Regions from separate parts of the Homo sapiens genome. Here region 1 is linked to region 2. A link is an interaction called in ENCODE POLR2A ChIA-PET data of the cell type or tissue named here. Cell type or tissue: IMR-90. All regions are shown on one strand. Links, peaks and the distances in the headings refer to the core of each region. The heading gives the core; the rest is flanking DNA.

Region 1 (9,257 bases), core at 1,666-5,665, 160 kb before region 2:
TCAACTAAAAATACTTGCAAAGATGACAAAGCAGTCCACAACCAAAATATTTATTGGTACAATTTCTCTGTAATTAGTAATATTGTACAGTTATGTTTAACATCAGGTTCTGCCCTGAATCACCCCTCTCATATTACTGTGGCTGGTGAACTACAAAGGTTGTATCTTTGCCATTTCATTTAGGAATATAGGGTTTATATTTTATATAGCAGAATGCTAAATATTTTTGAAGGTTTTGTTTTGTTTCTGTTTCTACTCTGTCTCTACTAAAAATACAAAAATTAGCCGGGCATGGTGGCGCACGCCTGTAATCCCAGCTGAAGACATGGGCCTTTTTCTTTCTTTTTTGAACTGAAGTAGCCTGTTTAAAAGCTATGTGTGGGCTTTTTATTGAAAAGTGTGAATTGCTACTAGTTTTATAAGGCAAATAAACAGTTTATAGGGATCAATACCACTGAGTCACATTTTGCATTTCTAAAATCTGTGCTGTTTACTTGGAGAAAACAAAAGAAATGTGCCTACCTCCTCCATCCCACCTTTATTTAGAAACATTTCCAGTGGGCTTGTTTTTTTCAGATTCAGAATTACTGTACCTAACCACTGGGTACCCTTACAGATTTCAAAGCCTGAAGTAAATGTTTATGCTGGCTTTCGTAGTCAGCAAATAATAGCCAAACCCTAATTCACTGCTCTTTTATAGAATCTTGGAATCTCAGGGCTGAACCGTTAGGAGTCAGCAGATCCACTCTTAGCCCTAGTCTCTTCCTCTCAACATGCAAACAGTTCTAATGTCTTTGGAATGTCTGAGCAAATAGAAGATTTGTATGCGATTCTGTCACCAATTCTAGACAGAACATCCTTTGGGATGCCATGTTTTGGCATAAACCAGCAACTTGATATTATGAGATTTGTATCATTTCTCTGCGTGGGCAGTGCCCTAGACTAAAATCTAAAATGGAGTCAATGCCTGATGTCATTAACTATAGGGAAATGGCCTCCAAGTTAGCTATTAGAGTTGTTTAGGAATTATAGCTGGGCGCGATGGCTCACGCCTGTAATCCCACCTCTTTGGGAGGCTGAGGCGGGTGGATCATGAGGTCAGGAGATCGAGACCATCCTGGCTAACACGGTGAAACCCCGTCTCTACTAAAAATACAGAAAATTAGCCAGGCGTGGTGGCAGGCATCTGTAGTCCCAGCTACTCGGGAGGCTGAGGCAGGAGAATGGCGTGAACCCGGGAGGCAGAGCTTGCTGTGAGCGGAGATTGCGCCACTGCACGCCAGCCTGGGTGACAGAGCCAGACTCCATCTCAAAAAAAAAAAAAAAAAAGTTATAGGTAAGCCAAGAAGGAAAGAAATAAATAATCTCAGTTATCATCTAGAAATGATTTATAGTTTTTGTTGCTGTTGTTGTTTTTATTTTGTTTTTGAGACACAGTTTCACTCTGTCGTTCAGGCTGGAGTGCAGTGACGTGATCTTGGCTCACTGCAACCTCCGTCTTCCCAGTTCAAGTAATTCTCGTGCTTCAGCCTTCCAAGTAGCTGGAATTACAGGCGTGTGCCACCATGCCCGGCTAATTTTTGTATTTTTAGTAGAGACAGGGTTTCACCATGTTGACCAGGCTGTTCTTGAACTCCTGACCTCAAGTGATCCACCCGACTTGGCCTCCCAAAGTGTTGGGATTACAGGTGTGAGCCACCGCACCCAGCCGGTTTATAGTTATAGCTAATAGATTTTGGTAGCTTTTTCTATAAAGTATGTGTATGTGTGTGTATTTCATATGAGAGAGGGAATATTATAGGTATTTGTGATGTGAAGCACCTACTCATTGTATTTAATAAATATTTGATGAATTAATTCATTGAACCTTTAATATATTAGAGGTGAAGAATCTTTAGTGAAGATTCTTTGATAGAGTTGACATAGAAATGGGTAATGTTTCATGTAGAAATATCATGTCGGTAATGTTTATTTGCTTTTCTAACCACTGATATTGTTTCTCCTGGTTTTGTGGTTGGCTTGGGATCTGTGTTGTAAGTTTCTTAGAGGCATGTTTTTCATGTCTAGGAGAGTAGATAGGCTATATATTTCCATGGTGTTGGGATAGTATTAATTTTAATTAGAATTTCAGAGGCTTTCTGAATTTTCTTATTTTAAAGTGATGTCTCTTACTTCTTGGCATTGGAATAGATTTCATGTGATCTATGAGTGCATTCATACTGCTTCTGGATATTTTTTCTTCAAAGATTGCAATTGAGCTAATTTCATATTCTCAGTTATCTTTAAAATGGAAACATGTTTTCACTTCACAGATACCTCTCTGAATTTTGCATATTTTCACTCTACCTTATTAGAGCCATAAAGTCAAAAAGTACATAGATTGTCTCCCAAATAATCTGGAATAAATTGAAGGATAAGAACAATCTTTCCTGAGATCTGACCTGTATCTTAAATAAGGTTTTGCTTTAGATAGCCAAGTTGAAATTTTGCATAGATAACTAAGTTCGGCATCATGGGGATCATTTTAGTTCTTTCCAGGTTAGGAGGCATGGAAAGGCTCCCAAAGTGGTTTTGTCACTGTTCATCTATCGGACCTTATTGCCTAGGTCAGGTAGGGTAGTTCATGCATTTAAATCAAATCTTTCTGAAGAGACCAGTTTCCTCTTGCTTTGCTCTTAGGGCCTCACCATCAACCTTCATGAAAGAATTTTCAAATACTTAAAAACTTATGTTACCCTTCAGTTGCCTTTTTCCAGGATAATTGTGGTTTTAAAAAGCTTGTCATATAGTTCTGATTACCAACTCTGAAGTCACCTTTTCCAAGCCCTTGTATTTACGTTTCCAGACCTGCTGATGAGCTTCAGGGCTGGGCCATTATAACAACAGTGCTGAATTCACTCATATTTTTCAGAGTTTCCTACATTCTACTGATATATGTACATATCCCAGTAGCTTGAAGACATAAAATTAAAATGTGATTTACACTCTGCCATAATTCTTTGTTTCTTTCTCTTTTTGTCCAGAAGCTACTTGTTTTTCACCCTAGATTCATTTACCTTGAGGGAGATTATTTGGTTCAGACTCCTGACCTGGGGTGGAGAGTGGGGTTCTTGGGCCTCATGGGTGCATAAACTGCCTGAGACTGTAAGTGAGGTATTGTGTTCCCATGTGCATGCACTCCTGTGTGTGTGCAGCATCTCTGTGTGTGTGTGCACAAGTGGATGAGAGAGACAGGTTAAGGGAGAAAGAGAACTTTAGGAGTGGTTTTTGAAAGGGTTTTGGGAAACAGAAAAGATTGAGAACTGATGTTTCAGTTCTTATTTTCGAGATTAGAAGATGGAAGTTTTAAGAGTATTTTGTTTTTCTCTTTTTTTTTAATTTTTTCACCCTATTGCACTTTTCATCATTTATTCTCCCCTATCTCCCATTGTACTTCTTTCCATTCAATTGAATTCATTTAGTTGACCCCCATTTACCTAACTGTCAAGGTTAAACTGAATTCTGATATAATCCTGGCCACTCATATTCTTACCTGTGAACTTAATGAATGTGCATTTATTTCCTTACAAATTTCTTTGATGGAATATTGATTAGAAGGAATCAGTAACATGTCCACTCTATTTGATGCTGGTTAGACTGCCACATATGCCATTGTGACCTTGGGCAAATTATTTCTCAAAGCCTCGTTTGCTGTAGTAAGGGGTTAAAAATCATACCTACCTCAGAGTTACATGAGGATTAAATGAACTAATGCTTATAAAATGCTTCATAGAGTGCCTGGCATCTGTAAAAATTGTTAGGTTAAGAAGAGACCTAGTGGGTTGGTTACTGGTGAATATGTGGTAAGCAGATTTTTTGCAGTGGTCAGGAATAATTATCTGTGTGGAAGTACAGTCTTTGAAATGAAACAGTAATTTCCTATGGTGATCACAAGTTAAAACCACTTTTTAACAATTTCAGTCCAGTATCTATAATGTTTGAGCTTTTAGAAACTCTTGTCTTAACTTCATTCTTTTTGTTAATTTACAAAAGAGCATATATATGGGAAAACAGTTGGGATCTAGTTTCAACAGCACAGGGATAATGTAGTCTTTTTTGTTATGTTGCCAGAGGTAACTGATTATAAATGTAAAATTGTGTGCATATGTTCTAACTTCTTCTCTCTATAACCACAGTAAACTTGTTGAAAAAAGCCTATTAGTGAGTAGAATTTTTGTTGACAATGTTTAAACCTCTGCATATGGCATTAAAATGTAACCTTTATAAATCTTTGTGTGAAATATACCTGCACACATATTTTCCAGCAACATCGTGTTTTAACTTGTTAGTTGCCAACATTAAGAAATCAGGTTTCATATAAATATCCTTATTTTAGGCTAGAAAAATTAGATGATGGTGTAGCACTTGGTCCACTGGGTCCACTGGGTCTATTGTGTCTATTGCTTCTGGTGCTGTCACGCATCAGCTGCTTTGCTTAACCTGTCCCTGACGCACGCATTTTATGCTCAGTTCTAGCTTTGTTCTAGGTTCCATTGTAAGTAATCCTGTAAGGCCTGAAGCTTTGATAATCAATAACCATGTAAAAAAAAAATAAGGAAGCTAATGGTTTTGCAGCACAGACTACACACCAGGTGCTATAATTGGTACTTTACATATGTTAATAACCCTGCTTCTTTTTTGCAGCACCATCTTGGAGTAGCTGGTGTGCTTATTTTACGGATGAGAAACTGAGGCTTAAAAATTGAATAAATGGCTCAAGGGCACCCAGCTTGTGTATGGCTAAAACCCTTGTTTTTTCTGTGAGTTCCAGTTATTGCTTTTAATTGTTCGATGTTATTACTCAGTAGAAGTTGAAGTTTTTTGCAATTTGTTGGCATCTGCAGTATCTAACTTTTATAAAAGACAGGATTGCTTTCCTGACTGGGTTCGCCCATGTAGTTTTTTGTGTAAAGGTATGATTATGAAGCAGACCTGAGTACTACTTTTAGTTGTGTGATTCTTGAATCATGCTGGAACAGGGAGTACCCTTCATCTTGTTTTTCAGACTAGAGACATTTAAAGTAATGTTTCTAGCCTGATTTTTCAATATTAGAAAAATATACCAGAGGATAAAACACATCAGAATAAAATGTGGCTCTCCCCCGACCTTTAGTTTCTGCCTTTCCTGTGGTTTTGCACTTTTTGCTTTCATTTAAAGTGCAAATGGCATTCTCCAGGGTGCTTTATATGATTTAGAAAGTCAGGTAGTACTGCAGGGATTATGAAAAAAAGCAGCAGACCAGTGCCCTAGCTCCCTTCTTGACAGATTTCTGCTCCCCTGAGGCAACTACTTGTTGGAGGCCAAAAGAATGAGGGTCATGATCAACTCAGTATACCACTGGAGGTTATATGAGTAAGCAGCAAACTGTTTTTCATAAATGCAGAATGTTGGCAAACTGACAGACTGCGTATGCCACCCAGAAGGAATGCTGAAGGCAGTCATGCCCAAAGCACAGTGTTTCTTGTGATTAGGTACATCTGAAGCCTGTTAGTAACAATATGAACCTGTGATCAATTAAGCAGCTGACCAATCCTTACCTCCTTCTCCCTGCTCTTGTTACCCAATAAATATGAAGGGCTGTGGAAGCTCAGGGGCTGCCTTTGCTCACTAGAAGCAGGGAGCTCTTTTCTTCTTCCCCTGGCCCTTCCTTTAAAACAGTTCCTTTTGTTTTTTTGTTATTTCCATGTTTGTCCCTTCCTTCAGTCTCGTAATGACGGTCTCAAGTAGTAACAGTAGTAACTGTTGTAGTGAAGGTCTCAAGTAGTAACTGTGGCAATGTGCCACAAGTGGCGCCCGAACAGGGACTATCAGTGACAAACAGAGACCTGAAGAGACCTGAAGGGACCTGAGGAGGCCTACAGGGACACATAGAGATAAGTAGGGATAAATAGAGATAGAGACAGATAGGGAAAGATAGGGACTTGCACCAACTTGGAGGAACTAACAGGGACCGTAGAGACAGACAGGGACAGACAGGGATAGATAAAGACTAGCAAATACTAGCAGAGACTAGCAAAGACTAGCAGAGACCAGCAGAAGCTAGCAGAAACTTGCAGGGACAGACAGGGACAGATAGAGACAGGGTCCTATAGGGACTTGAATGAGGAAGTTCTGCTGGAACAGAAAAAACTAAAACCAACCAGACAAATGAGAAACCCCGTTACAAGTCTGCTTGACAACATAAGGAGATGAACAAACTGTGTGGGTGCCCTCAAGGTGTGTGCGACCATGGAATGGAAGACTGGAGAGATCCATGGATTCTAGCTACAGGCCTTGTTCCCCTAATACGAGCCATGAGCCAGTTGAATCTGAATGCGAAGATGGAATGAGGACCGACCGGAGTCACACTGACATCAACCCTCATGACATGGGGATAGATCAAGAAAACCACACAGGAAGCTGAGACACTGTTAGTGTCAGGGTCAGGCAAAGACCCCTGACTCCATGTTTGTGGCCATGCTGGCCATGGTTTCCTGTGCCTCCCGTTGTAAGATCAGCTGGACCACCAACTGGCAATTAAGGGCTGCACAGCCTGTAGTTGCCTTTCTCAATTAATTAAAAAACAAAAAGGGAGAAACGTTGGAGGTCGAAAGAATGAGGGTTATGATCAACTCAGTATACCACTGGAGGCTATATGAGTAAGCAACAAAATGTTTCTCATAAATGTAGAATGTTGGCAAACTGACAAACTGTGTATGCCACCCAGAAGGAATGCTGAAGGCAGTCACGCCCCAAGTGCAGTGTTTCTTGTGATTAGGTACATCTGAAGCCTGTTAGTAACAATATGAACCTGCGATCAGTTAAGCAGCTGACCAGTTGCTACCTCCTCCTCCCTGTTCTTGTTACCCAATAAATACGAAGGGCTGTGGAGCTCAGGGGGGCTGCCTTTGCTGACTAGAAGCAGGGAGCTTTTCTTCCCCTGGCCTTTCCTTTAAAACAGTTTCTTTTTTTTTTTTTTTTTTTTTTTTTATCATTTCCATGTTCGTCCCTTCGTCCCGTCTCCTAATGAGGGTCTCAAGTAGTAACAGTAGTAACTGTTGTAGTGATGGTCTCAAGTAGTAACCGTGACAGTCTGCCACAACTACTTTCACTAGTTTTGGTTTTATTTTCTGGTGTTTTGTCTCTAAATAACATGATTTTCTTGTTTCTTGATTTTTTTTTTAAAGTTTCAGAATATTTTTATGTTTTATTATTTGTTAAAATTTACTTGCTGGGCACGGTGATTCATGCCTGTAATCCCAGCACTTTGGGAGGCCGAGGCGGGCAGATCACCTGAGGTCAGGAGTTTGAGACCAGCCTAGCCAACATGGTGAAACCCCATCTCTACTAAAAATACAAAATTAGCCAGGCGTGGTGGTGCATGCCTGTAATCCCAGCTGCTCAGGAGGCGGAGACAAGGAGAATCGCTTGAACCCAGGAGGTGGAAGTTTCAGTGAGCCAAGATCGCACCATAGCACTCCAGCCTGGGCAACAAGAGCGAAACTCCTCAAAAAAAAAAATTTATATTTTTGTGTGTAGATAGTTGTTCAAATTGATGTTTCTGTAGGGGGTGAGGTTAGCAGGGCGAGTGGGGCAGAGAAGCACTAGAAAAGCCTATTCTGCCACCTTGCTGAGGTCTGCTTACTCCTGTTTCTTGATTTTTACATTTTAAATGTAATACCTGTTTGACTTTCTACCTCTAGTTAGCTTCCTTACTAACTCCCTCTTCCCATTTTCTCCTCTCTTCCAATTTCCAACTTATATATACAAAAGCTAAGTCATGTAAAGTGCTTTGATTACATGTACTTTCTTTTACAACTTTATGTTTTATCCTGAAGTTATCCTGATCCTTATCCTTTTCCTTATTCGTTTTCTTTGCACCCATCCTTGGTTCAGCTTTAAACTATGTTAGAAACTGTGAAATTCTTGCCAGTAGGATCAAACATGATATAATCTTTTGGTTCCGTTTTCTTTTTTTGTTAAAGCTATCCTTCCTGGCTGGGCCCTCCATCATCCTGGACTGGTTTTATTTCTAGAATTGCTATATAACTGTGTGCAGGGAATTCCTTCGCCTCTTTTTCTGGGCTCTATATTTCTATCTTGGTTCATTGACAAAAAGTTAGGAGTTTATCCATGAACTTGTAACCAGAACTGTTTTTGGATCTTGGCCATTAAAATCAACATCAGTGGCTGGGTGCAGTGGCTCATGCCTGTAATCTTAGCACTTCGGGAGGCTGAGGCAGTTGGATTGCCTGAGGTCAGGAGTTTGAGACCAGCCTGGCCAACATGGCAAAACCCCATCTGTACTAAAAATATAAAAATCAGCTGGGTGTGGTGGTGGGCGCCTGTAGTCCCAGCTACTTGGCAGGCTGAGGCAGGAGAATTGCTTGAACCCAGGAGGTGGAGGTTGCAGTGAGCCGAGATCATGCCACTGCACTCCAGCCTGGGTGACAGAGTAAGACTCCGTCTCAAAAAAAAAAAGAAAAAAAAAATCAACACAGCACAGGCTACATCCTAATTTCCTTAATGAAGACTTCTAGTATTTGCCCAAAAAAGTGTAAATGGCAGGTGAGTTTCTTGAGGCTTGCATGTCTTAAAATGTCTTTCTCCACTCTCAGTTTGGTTGCTCTTATAGTTTGGTTGTATATAGAATTCTGTTAGTGATTACCTTCCCTTCAAATTTTGAAGGCATCTTTTGAAGCCATTTGAAGGATGCTCTTTCTCTCACCTCAGTCCTCAAAGATATCTGGAACCTCCAATTCTTCAGGCTCTCAGGGCTTTTCCAACAATCAACTTGTTTCTCGTAGGCCCCCCACCAAAACAGTAACAGTTTTCTGCTTCCTCTGCTCTGCTAAGTCAGTTACTTTGTACATCTGCTTTCCATCTTCTAAAATTTTGTTGACATATCTGCTGGCCTGACCCCTCCCATTGTTGCTGTTGTGTGTGTGTGTGTGTGTGTTTTTTTTTTTTTTGCTTTACTTTTGTGAATTTGTTCCTTGTAAGAAAACTTTTCTCACTTCATTTTAGTGTGGTTGTGGGAGGAAACAGAAATTAGCTCATGTTAAATATATTGGATTTTGGAATTTAAATTGATTAAAAACAAAATTCCACAAGATTGCCACGGTACTCACATTTGGTAAGGACTGCAGCCATAATAAAATTATACTTGTTTCCCCATGCCAGCTGCTGGGTTGAACTTCATTTATATAGAGGGAGGTAGAAAAGTCAGGTGATTGAG
Region 2 (9,257 bases), core at 1,958-5,957:
TCTTTAATGGTGGCTTATTTATGTAATTGATTTCTATTTTATTTTTTATTTCATTTTTATTTTATAAACAATTTTAATTTTATTTAAATAAAAAAATTCTGCATGCTGATTTATAGTTGGATTAGTCTGTACTGTTTGATCCTTGACCTTTAAATTTTATCACAATAGTCATTCTTCTGTTAATTGGGTGCATAACTGTGATATTTAATAATTACAGACCTTCCATGGCTATTCACTTTTAATGTGAAGTTTTATCCTCCTGATCCTTCTCAATTGACTGAAGATATCACCAGGTACTTTATATTTGCATTTTTAAATGAACCTTTCCTTACAGCTCTCGTTTATTTTTGTGCCCTGGGAGCATAGTGGTAATTTCAGGATTGAAAACCAAAACAGTTTTTCTTAAGTTTTAGAAGTTTCCTTGAAAATGGGTACATCCAAATAGTTTGAAATGTTGCCAGTTTCAAAAATTTTATTCACTTTCTTTAATATCTTCATTTATATTCTAGTAATGAAAATTTTAAAAATGATACTGCTGACAACTTTGTTTTCTATGTTATACTTTTAAAAGTCACTAATATTTAATATTTGAGATTTTAATACCAAGGTCATTTTTATTGTATATAACTCATGTGTGCTTATATACTAGTCTCATATTACAAAGATGATATGAGGTTAGCAAAATGAAATTATTTTAAAAGTCCAATTGAACTGGTAATTTCTTTCTCTCTTCTCCCTCCAGAACCAAACAAGGTAGGATTTCTTATGTAGAGTCAATAGCTAGTTCATTTCCATCTCCTTGGAGATTGTGTGAGCTATAAGAACATACACTTGAATTGCAAAGAAAGGATTCTGTTTAGGAGCAAGAGAATATTTATTGATTCTGAGTACCTGAATGGCAACCAAGAAACATTGTGAATCAACAAGTACCTTGAAATCTTAGCCCAGTTAGACTGGGTACCAGAAACATTGTGAATCAATCAACAAGTAGCTTGAAATCTTAGCCTGATTACACTGGGTACCAGGGATAGCATTTCTTAGCTTTGGTGAGAGGAAGTATAAAGGGTTGATTTTTTTTTTTAAAGGATGATTTTTATATACCATATTTTTAAAAGGTTACTTACATGGTCAAGTACAACTGTGTGCAGTGCATGACTTTTAGAAAACTAGAGGGGCTTAGCAAAAGAGTCTGCTTGTCTTTAGTTCCTGTATCTTTGATGCTTTCTGCTGGGCCAGTTTTGTTGTCAGACATCAAGTTGTGGAAGTGGTTAAGAGTTCATAATATCCATGTGAAATAGCAAGGATGGAAATTTCTTTCCAATATTGGGTACATAGCAGGCCGGCCTTTTTTTTTTTTTTAAACTACTTGTTGCTGAATATGAATGCACTAATTAAGCTCTGAATGAATTAGCTTCACCTAGTAAATAATAAATAGTAGCTTTTGTAACTGCACAGTGAGCTACTTAGAGCATAAAACCTGACCGAATGGCATGTGTAGGATGCAGAGCTTCACTGCAGGGGTGCCTCTGAACAATGCATGTAACTGGGGCTTTGTGACCCAACACTCTGTACATACACTCCTCCTGGCAGTAATTTGTTTGGAGAATGATAATCCTTTGGTGATTGCAAGTTTGTAGCATCAGTACTTTGGTTTTCCATATAAATGGAACTTGAACAGTCTCCCTGTCTAGTGGGAGGAACAATATAGTCTGCTCAGCTAACTAAAGTTCTCAGTGGTGCAGCCTGAGACCAGCCACCTGCCTGTACTTGTGGCCTGGAAGCTTAAATGTCATGATCGAAATCTTCACCATGACTTGAGTGAACATTTAGAAGCTGGGGTAGGCTTCTGAGAAGGGCAAGAACACTATTTCGAATAATGTTTGAAGAATGCTTCATAGTGCTGTGTGAAGGTACAGTTGGGTAATTCAGGAAGCTCATGCCATTTTTTGTTTGAAGTTTTTAGGATTTAGACTTAGGCTTTGAAAACAGAGGAAAGGACCAATGTGAAAAGCAGAGACAATAATATAAAAGGAAGCAACAAGATGAAATCTTTGTGTTTAGGTTCTAAAACTTCCATAAAATGTGGAGAAACATCACTGTTGTTTATTAGAGAATTTGAGGATAACCTGGACCCATGGTTGAAAATTCAGTTGTCTGAAGTATGTACTGTTAATGCTTATGTTTTTCTACGGGTCAAGGAAACATATAATCCTCCTTAAAAGGAGATCTGCAAGGCATAAAATACTCAAAATACTGTAGTGATAGCGAGAAGACTTTCAGTCTCTCAATTACCGAGCACTTGTCATGTGGCAAGCCCTCCAGTAACTGTGGGACTATAGTGATGATAAACAGAGTCCCCGCCCTGCCTGATGATGTATTTGGGTGGTAATCCAGGTTCTGAACTGACCTGGCCCCATGTGCTGGGTTGTGCTCTCTGACCCAGTAACAACAAGGCCTGGACCAGAGGCCAGCACTCCCCATTTGATTGTGTAGGGTAGAGAGCAGGAAGAGGATTGGGCCCTAAAACCCAGGCCAGGCAAGTGTCCACAGGACTAAGATGGCCAGCTGCCAGTATGAATGCCAGTCTCTAAAAGGTCTTAAAGAATGAGGACTCTGCTGTTGATTTGGGAGGATCCATGGTGACCATAGCAAGTGGTGAAGTTAAAGAGTAGAAATCACATTTTAAAATGTTACCAAGAGGAATTGATAGTGGGGCTTAAAAGGTGGGGGAAACCCACAGGGTATATATGACATGTTTCTGCATTTTATTTCATGGAAAACGGAAATTCTTTTATAACCGTAGTGAGCCACATGGAACATTGAATGAGAAACATTATAGCCACTAATTATTATAGCTACTAGTTATTGATTCTTAAGCATGTACCAGATATTTTATTTATATTATCTAATGTTCATGCTCATCTTCAAAGGGAGGTAGAGTTCTTAGCGTCTTATAGGTGGGAAATTACCCTTAGGCAAGTAAATTAACTTGCTCAAGGTCATATAGAGTCAGGTCTTCCTGGCTTCAAAGCCCAGGCCTTTTCTGCTAAACTGAGCTAGCTACTGCTTTAAATGGGGTAAATGGAAAAGTAAGGGCTTCAAAGTAGAGATTTACCAATAACTGTTGTTAAAGGTGTTTCTGGAAAAGAAGAAATGTCAAGATGATAAAGGGTGGGTGACCTTAGCTTTTCTTACAAATGATTAAGACTAGTTTTTTTTTTTAATCTATTAATCCTTACATCTTTTGAGGGGCGTGCTAATTTTTATTACAGTTTGAAATCCAAGGAGACAGTTTAAGTGATTGAAATTTTTACTTCAGTTATAAAACTCTTATATATATACACACACACATATAAATTAGCCTTCTGGACTCAGTTTCTATAAATAAGCCACAAGTTTAGAAGCCCAAGGAGCAAGTTGAGGCTTTTTATTAGAGAAGATGATTTTTGCTGTTTATATGAAGAGTGCCTATATTGTATATTTGTTTTCAAAGGGGTACTAGCTTTTAAGGACTGTGAGTGCTCCAATCTCACCTAATGGTTCTCCCCTGACCCATTTCTCCCTCTGCTCCTCACAGATACTTCTTGTGCCTTCAGCTCCGGCAGGACATTGCCTCTGGCCGCCTGCCCTGCTCTTTTGTGACTCATGCTCTCCTGGGATCCTACACCCTGCAGGCTGAACTTGGTGACTATGACCCAGAAGAACATGGCAGCATCGACCTCAGTGAATTCCAGTTTGCCCCTACTCAGACTAAGGAGCTGGAAGAGAAGGTGGCAGAGCTGCACAAAACCCACAGGTCTGTTGCCTTGCTTACTGGAGAGAATGGCCATGGGAGATTTAAATAGCTTCTCTTGTAGCACTTACTAGACATTTGAGCATGATTTACAGGATTATCCAATTTTTCCTTTTGGAGTTTCACCTAGCACTAATCAAGGCAACGTGGAGCCCTTGAGGTATCCTTTCATTATTTTTATAACTACCGTCTGAGAAACTATACTTGTAAGACTGTATGTTTTCATGTATTGGAAAAATGTACTTTTCCCCATGACACCTTCTTCTCCCTATCCCCCTAACACATACACATTGGAGACAAACATGTCCACATACTTATTTGACATTTACTTTATATTTCTTCTGCCTTATAATTGTCCTTATTACTATATGTGGTAAGAAAGCTAGGGAGATAAGGAGGCATTGGGATTTGAATTACCAGTGTAGGTGGTGATGGACGTAGGAATAGTAACTGAAATGTACAGGTGATTCCGTTGGAAGATGACCCGTTGGTTTAGCTAAGATTACTTAACATTACATTAATACCATATTACGCTTCTAGAACATTTATATGTGTGTGAAAAGAAAATGGACTTTTTACACAAATTTTTATAACGCTAGCTACAAAATGATAATTTGTTCTATATTGCAAAATTACAGTTTTATTAAATATTACTAAAGTGATCTGAAAGGAACTTTCAAAAATTAGGTTTTTAAACAGGCCACATTCATTGATTTTTCTTTAAAAAAAATATGGTATTTGACTCTAAATGTTTTCTTATTAATTTACTTAAATTCTACTCAATAGACATTTGTTGTATAATTCTGATGTGAAATATCAGGTACTGACATGCCATGGGGAATGTGAAAATTAATGGGACATGATCTTGCTCTTTAGGAGCTTAAAGTTTACTTAGTTGGGTATATAGATAGGAATGGAAATAATTTTAGTATGGACAATTGATTTGTGTTACCTATCATAGGTATAAAATCAAATACAAGTAATTTCAATCTTTATTATGATCAACTCTAGTGAAATAAAATGAAGGAGTAAGAATGTGTTTATCACAGAAAGATGAGATCACTGTTTTTTATTCTCCAGTACTTATGTTGTACACTATTGCTGGGGCTTTTTTCCTCAGTGAAAATAATCAAAAGCAACTTTTTAAGATAAAATGGGTAAGAGTGGAGGTATACCTCCATGCAGTTTAGCAGGTTTACATTATAGGATCTTAAGGGAAAAATGTTAGAGGTTGAGAGTTGTTTTCTTACCATTTCCTACTTTTCTGCAAACTTGGCTGGGTAACTTTCTCTCCTCCAAACCCTCTGAGCACAGACACTCCTCCCATTCTGACTACATTTGCTCTGCATCCATTAATAAGATAATACTGTTTCTTTTGATTCTCAGGGGCTTATCGCCAGCACAAGCTGATTCCCAGTTCTTAGAAAATGCAAAGAGGCTTTCCATGTATGGTGTTGACCTACATCATGCCAAGGTACTGTAAATGTAACGGGGAGTAGCATCATAGTAGTCTGTTGACTGAGGTTTTGAGAGGGCTCCAGTTTCAGGATAGCACAGCTTATTTTTGGGAAAAGGATATTTGCTTTCAATTGAGGGTCTCTGGAATATTTCCTTGGTGACTAATTATGGGGTGTTTGGTTGTGGGAGGGACCATGTATTCTGTCTCTACCACTTGTTTTCCCAGTCTTTTTAATTAATGCCCTTTCATAGGTACTTACTATGACACACCTTGTCAGCCTTTTTTTTTTCACCGCTTATCCTGGTTTATTTTGCATTGCAGCTTCTGCTAGGCCAAGTGCTGTGTCTGTCCCAGTTCCCTCTCCCACCTCTGTCTTGGGAGAGGAGAGAAGACCTTAGCAACCATAAAAGGGCAAAAGTAGCATGGGACCACTTTCCAAAAAGCTTATGTTTGATGAAGGAGCCCTAGAGTTGGTCTTTTCCCTGTAGGTGTGTTTTGTACTTTGTGAAAGATAACGTAGGTGGGCCCAGGCTCTGGGTGATAAAGCACCTTCAGTCTAATTTGAAAGATGGTAAAAGAGTGGGACAATGGGGACATGGGAAGCCAGTCATAATCCTGAACACCGTAATCCCAAAAGATCAAAATCTCAAAAATATAATGCTCGAAAAAATAATTTTAAAAGTTATTTAAAAGACATTTATTTACGTTTTTAAGGGGGGATTTGAGAAACATAAAACACAACAGAAGTTCATAGGCCACTTTACACGATAAATTAGGCAGTAGTAACATACATTTTTTTTGCAAGCATAAACGTTCGGTATACTAACGAGAGTCACAGGGTATGAGTTATGAATAGACAAATCCTGTTCATAAAGAAATAAGTCAAAAAGTGAAATGTGTAAGCGCACATCGCTATAGTTGGTTGCCAGTAACAATATCACTTACATCATGGTTCTAGTTTAGATGATTATGTAGTGGGGAGAGTCGAGGAGAATGACAAGCAAGGTGAAATATGAATTTGGTTTTAAAAAATATGTCCAGAGTCAACATTTCCTTATGGTAGCCTGCTTTTAAAAGACCCTGCCAATCTGTAGATGTTGTTTAGAAGCCCAGATTATATGATTTGAGAAATCTCTAGGAAAGCTCCCCACACAATGATGTCTTTCCTCCCTAGGCCTCTGATTAATAATTCTTGCATTTGTGTTATTAATCATACTTCATATTTACAAAGCACTCTTTTTCTCCTCAGTGGCTTCCTTTATTTAAATATTTTTCTTTATTACAAAACTAATACATGTTCATCATAGAAAATAGAGGCAAACAGAAGGAAATAAAGATCACTTAAATCTTTTTATGCAGAAATAAGCATTCTTAATACCTTTTTTCTTTTCTTTTTTTTTTTTTAGACCCCTGGGCAGTTGAATTCACATGCCTTCTAAAAATGGGGTCATACTATGAGCATCATTTTTGTTAGTTTTTTTTTTTTAACTTACTATTATAAGATTTTTCTGTCAGTAAGTAGTCTCTGGCAGCATCATTTTTAACCACTAGATGCTGTATGCCCTTAATTTTAAAAAGTACTTTCATACCATCTCATTTTTTACAAGTATACCATCTCATTTAAAGTTTGAATGTTTTTTAATTTTACAGCTACATAAAACAGTGCAGAGAATGACTTGTTTAAAGCCATGTATTGTTAAATGGTCTATCTGCCTGATACCGTCTGGTAAATCCTAGTAGGAGGTGAAACAGATTGTCTTAACACTCCAGTGTTTTTCAGATCATTTTCTATGTAATGGGGACAGGCTAGGTTAGCCAAGAAACAGAAATAGGGAGGAAGGAAAAAATATGTTTGAGACCAAAAAGAGCTCCCAAACCTCTCCTCCTCTAGACCCTGCCATTCTTACCACATGCAAATCTTGCATCTCTACTTTGTTGATTGTTAGTTAGAAACCAATTCTTAAATGGCAATGCTGTATGTAAGGTTTCAGGATTCTTGTTTTTAATGTTGTCTCTTAGAAAAGTAAGAAATTGTGGACTCTGTTCTAAGTATAATACTCTTTCTTGCTGTGTAGTTAGGAGCAGAACACTAAAAAAATTCAAGATAACCTTCATTCTGTTTATCATCCGATAGACTCCTTAGGTAATATTTGATAAGCAAGATATTTGTGGCTTATTGAAAAGAATATATGTGGCAGTTTAAAAGAACTTTTCATATTTCATGTCGTTTAAAGTTTTGTGTCTTTATTTTTCATTGCCTTAAAATCAGATTTTTTTTTTTAATTAGAAGAGTTTGTAATGTCATATTCATGTTAGGATGAGTTGGAGAGAGTTAAATAAAAGGAATCTCAACAAAGGTGCAGAGAAACCATAAGAGAAGCGGGACACCCGTGGTAGCCCCAGGATAGTATCTGCAGCTATCCTAATCTCTCTAGGTCTGTCTGAAGGAGGGAGGGCAGAGTGGTTTCCAAAACTCCCAAGGAGAGATATGTGTGGAGAGGGCCGTCTTGTGGGGAGCCATTGTCAGAGGGACATAGTCAGCCTGAGGTGACCACGTAGGGAGGGAATCTGGATATTAAACACCCTGACCTCCCTTTCCTTTCTCTCCTGATCCTTTGCAAGAACTCCCTTTATACTGAACTCATTTGAAAGCCAGCCATCTCCATGCATTGCCCCATGCATTGCTCCATGGAGCAGTGAGCAATGCAGAGAAGGTGCTCCTTTCCATTAGTTTATTTTTCTGATTTTGATACCATGTGGCATAACTTACATGTGAAGGATCAAGGCCTGCCTTTTCCTCTTTCACTTCCTACCCTTCATCTGTCGTTTCTATTCACACAAATACTGGTAATTCTAAAATAATTACATAGAACAACAAAAATCAACTGATTTACTTGAATCTGCGTTGTGTCTATTTTTAAGTCAGATAAAATAGCTTCCTTGTCCTGTCCAAAGATTGCTTCAGACTAGAGATGGCTCATTCAATGTTTCAAATGCGGGTTGCCTCCCCACTTGTGGTAAGAACATGCCGTCTCGGGCAATCTTCTGCCTTGCTCCCGGTGGCCATGGGCAGTGATGGTTTTGGCAAACACACCATGGGGTCTGGTGCCAAGTTGCTTGGGCACCTGTGCCTGATTCACCCCAGCTTTTTAGTCTATTCCTAGAGAGAGTTGTGGCTGCCAAGATAAGGGTGAGTAAAGCAATTGATTGGATTTTTTAAAATGGCTCAAGTTGGTCTAATGTAATTTTATTTGTATATATGAATTACTCAAGTGTCACAGCAGAGAAAGCAACTGGCATCAATTAGCTAATACTATACTTTTATTTATAAAAAACTGATTTAAATGGTATCAAAATGTTCTGAGTAATAAGATAGACAAAATGTCCTTTTATTAAATTGGGAGTTAGACTAAATATGGGGTTTGTTGCAACATTTTTTGTGAGAATTTGTTTCGTATTGTTTGTGATTTCTGAAAATGTGAATGTCTTTGAGCGGTAGTCTTCAATTTTACATATGTTGAATGAGAGCCAGCTCTCCTCTTAGAGATAAACAATAATTTGTATGTTTTGAATACATGCATCTTAGATCTTCACTACTTGAAATGTGAGGAGACAGGTTTTCACTTTTGCCTGTAAATTTGTTTGGTTTTTAAAACATAATTTAGGCCTGTGATTATTCTAGATTGTCATCGATTCCAGATTAAAGCTCTAGGGAAAGAAAACTATTAATAACTTCAAGAATAGTCTGCAGTCCTTTGAAACGTGCCAGCCAAAGGAATGCCTAATGAGAACTGGATGTCAGCATTCTAAGTTAATGAAAAACTGCTTGAAAGAATTCAGAGATTTCAGCACTGTCAGCCTGGAAGAGAAATTATCTGCAAGGGATTGGTGTTTTGCAAAATATTGGCATAATTTTAAGAGCTATTAGCTAGGGTAATCCATCTGAGGTAAATGCACCTAAAGGAAAATGGTTGAACACATCTTAGGGTAGGCCAACAGACTGTC

What was found. Peaks named below come from ENCODE experiments on the same cell type or tissue, not always from the same donor. Only the 100,000 strongest peaks of a DNase experiment are listed, where the experiment ranks them.
Region 1: POLR2A ChIA-PET joins it to region 2 with 5 read pairs; 7 of 35 experiments call an interaction of 5 or more read pairs at or near these places.

The regions. Positions count from the first base shown.
Region 1 is chr6:131,051,187-131,060,443 of GRCh38, reverse strand. The region is part of intron 1 of EPB41L2 (erythrocyte membrane protein band 4.1 like 2); the gene reads left to right. Among named protein-coding and RNA genes, the nearest start is that of EPB41L2, 7.4 kb to the left of the region's middle. In IMR-90, for the core only: no CTCF peak of the experiment used is centred there; no DNase peak of the experiment used is centred there.
Region 2 is chr6:130,895,501-130,904,757 of GRCh38, reverse strand. EPB41L2 (erythrocyte membrane protein band 4.1 like 2) reads left to right here. Exons shown (of 20, transcript NM_001431.4): 6 at 218-293; 7 at 3,578-3,796; 8 at 5,180-5,267. Among named protein-coding and RNA genes, the nearest start is that of SMLR1, 73 kb to the right of the region's middle. RefSeq lists a cis regulatory region at 2,417 and an enhancer at 2,333-2,502. In IMR-90, for the core only: no CTCF peak of the experiment used is centred there; a DNase peak (open chromatin) is centred at 3,647; H3K27ac peaks cover 299 bases.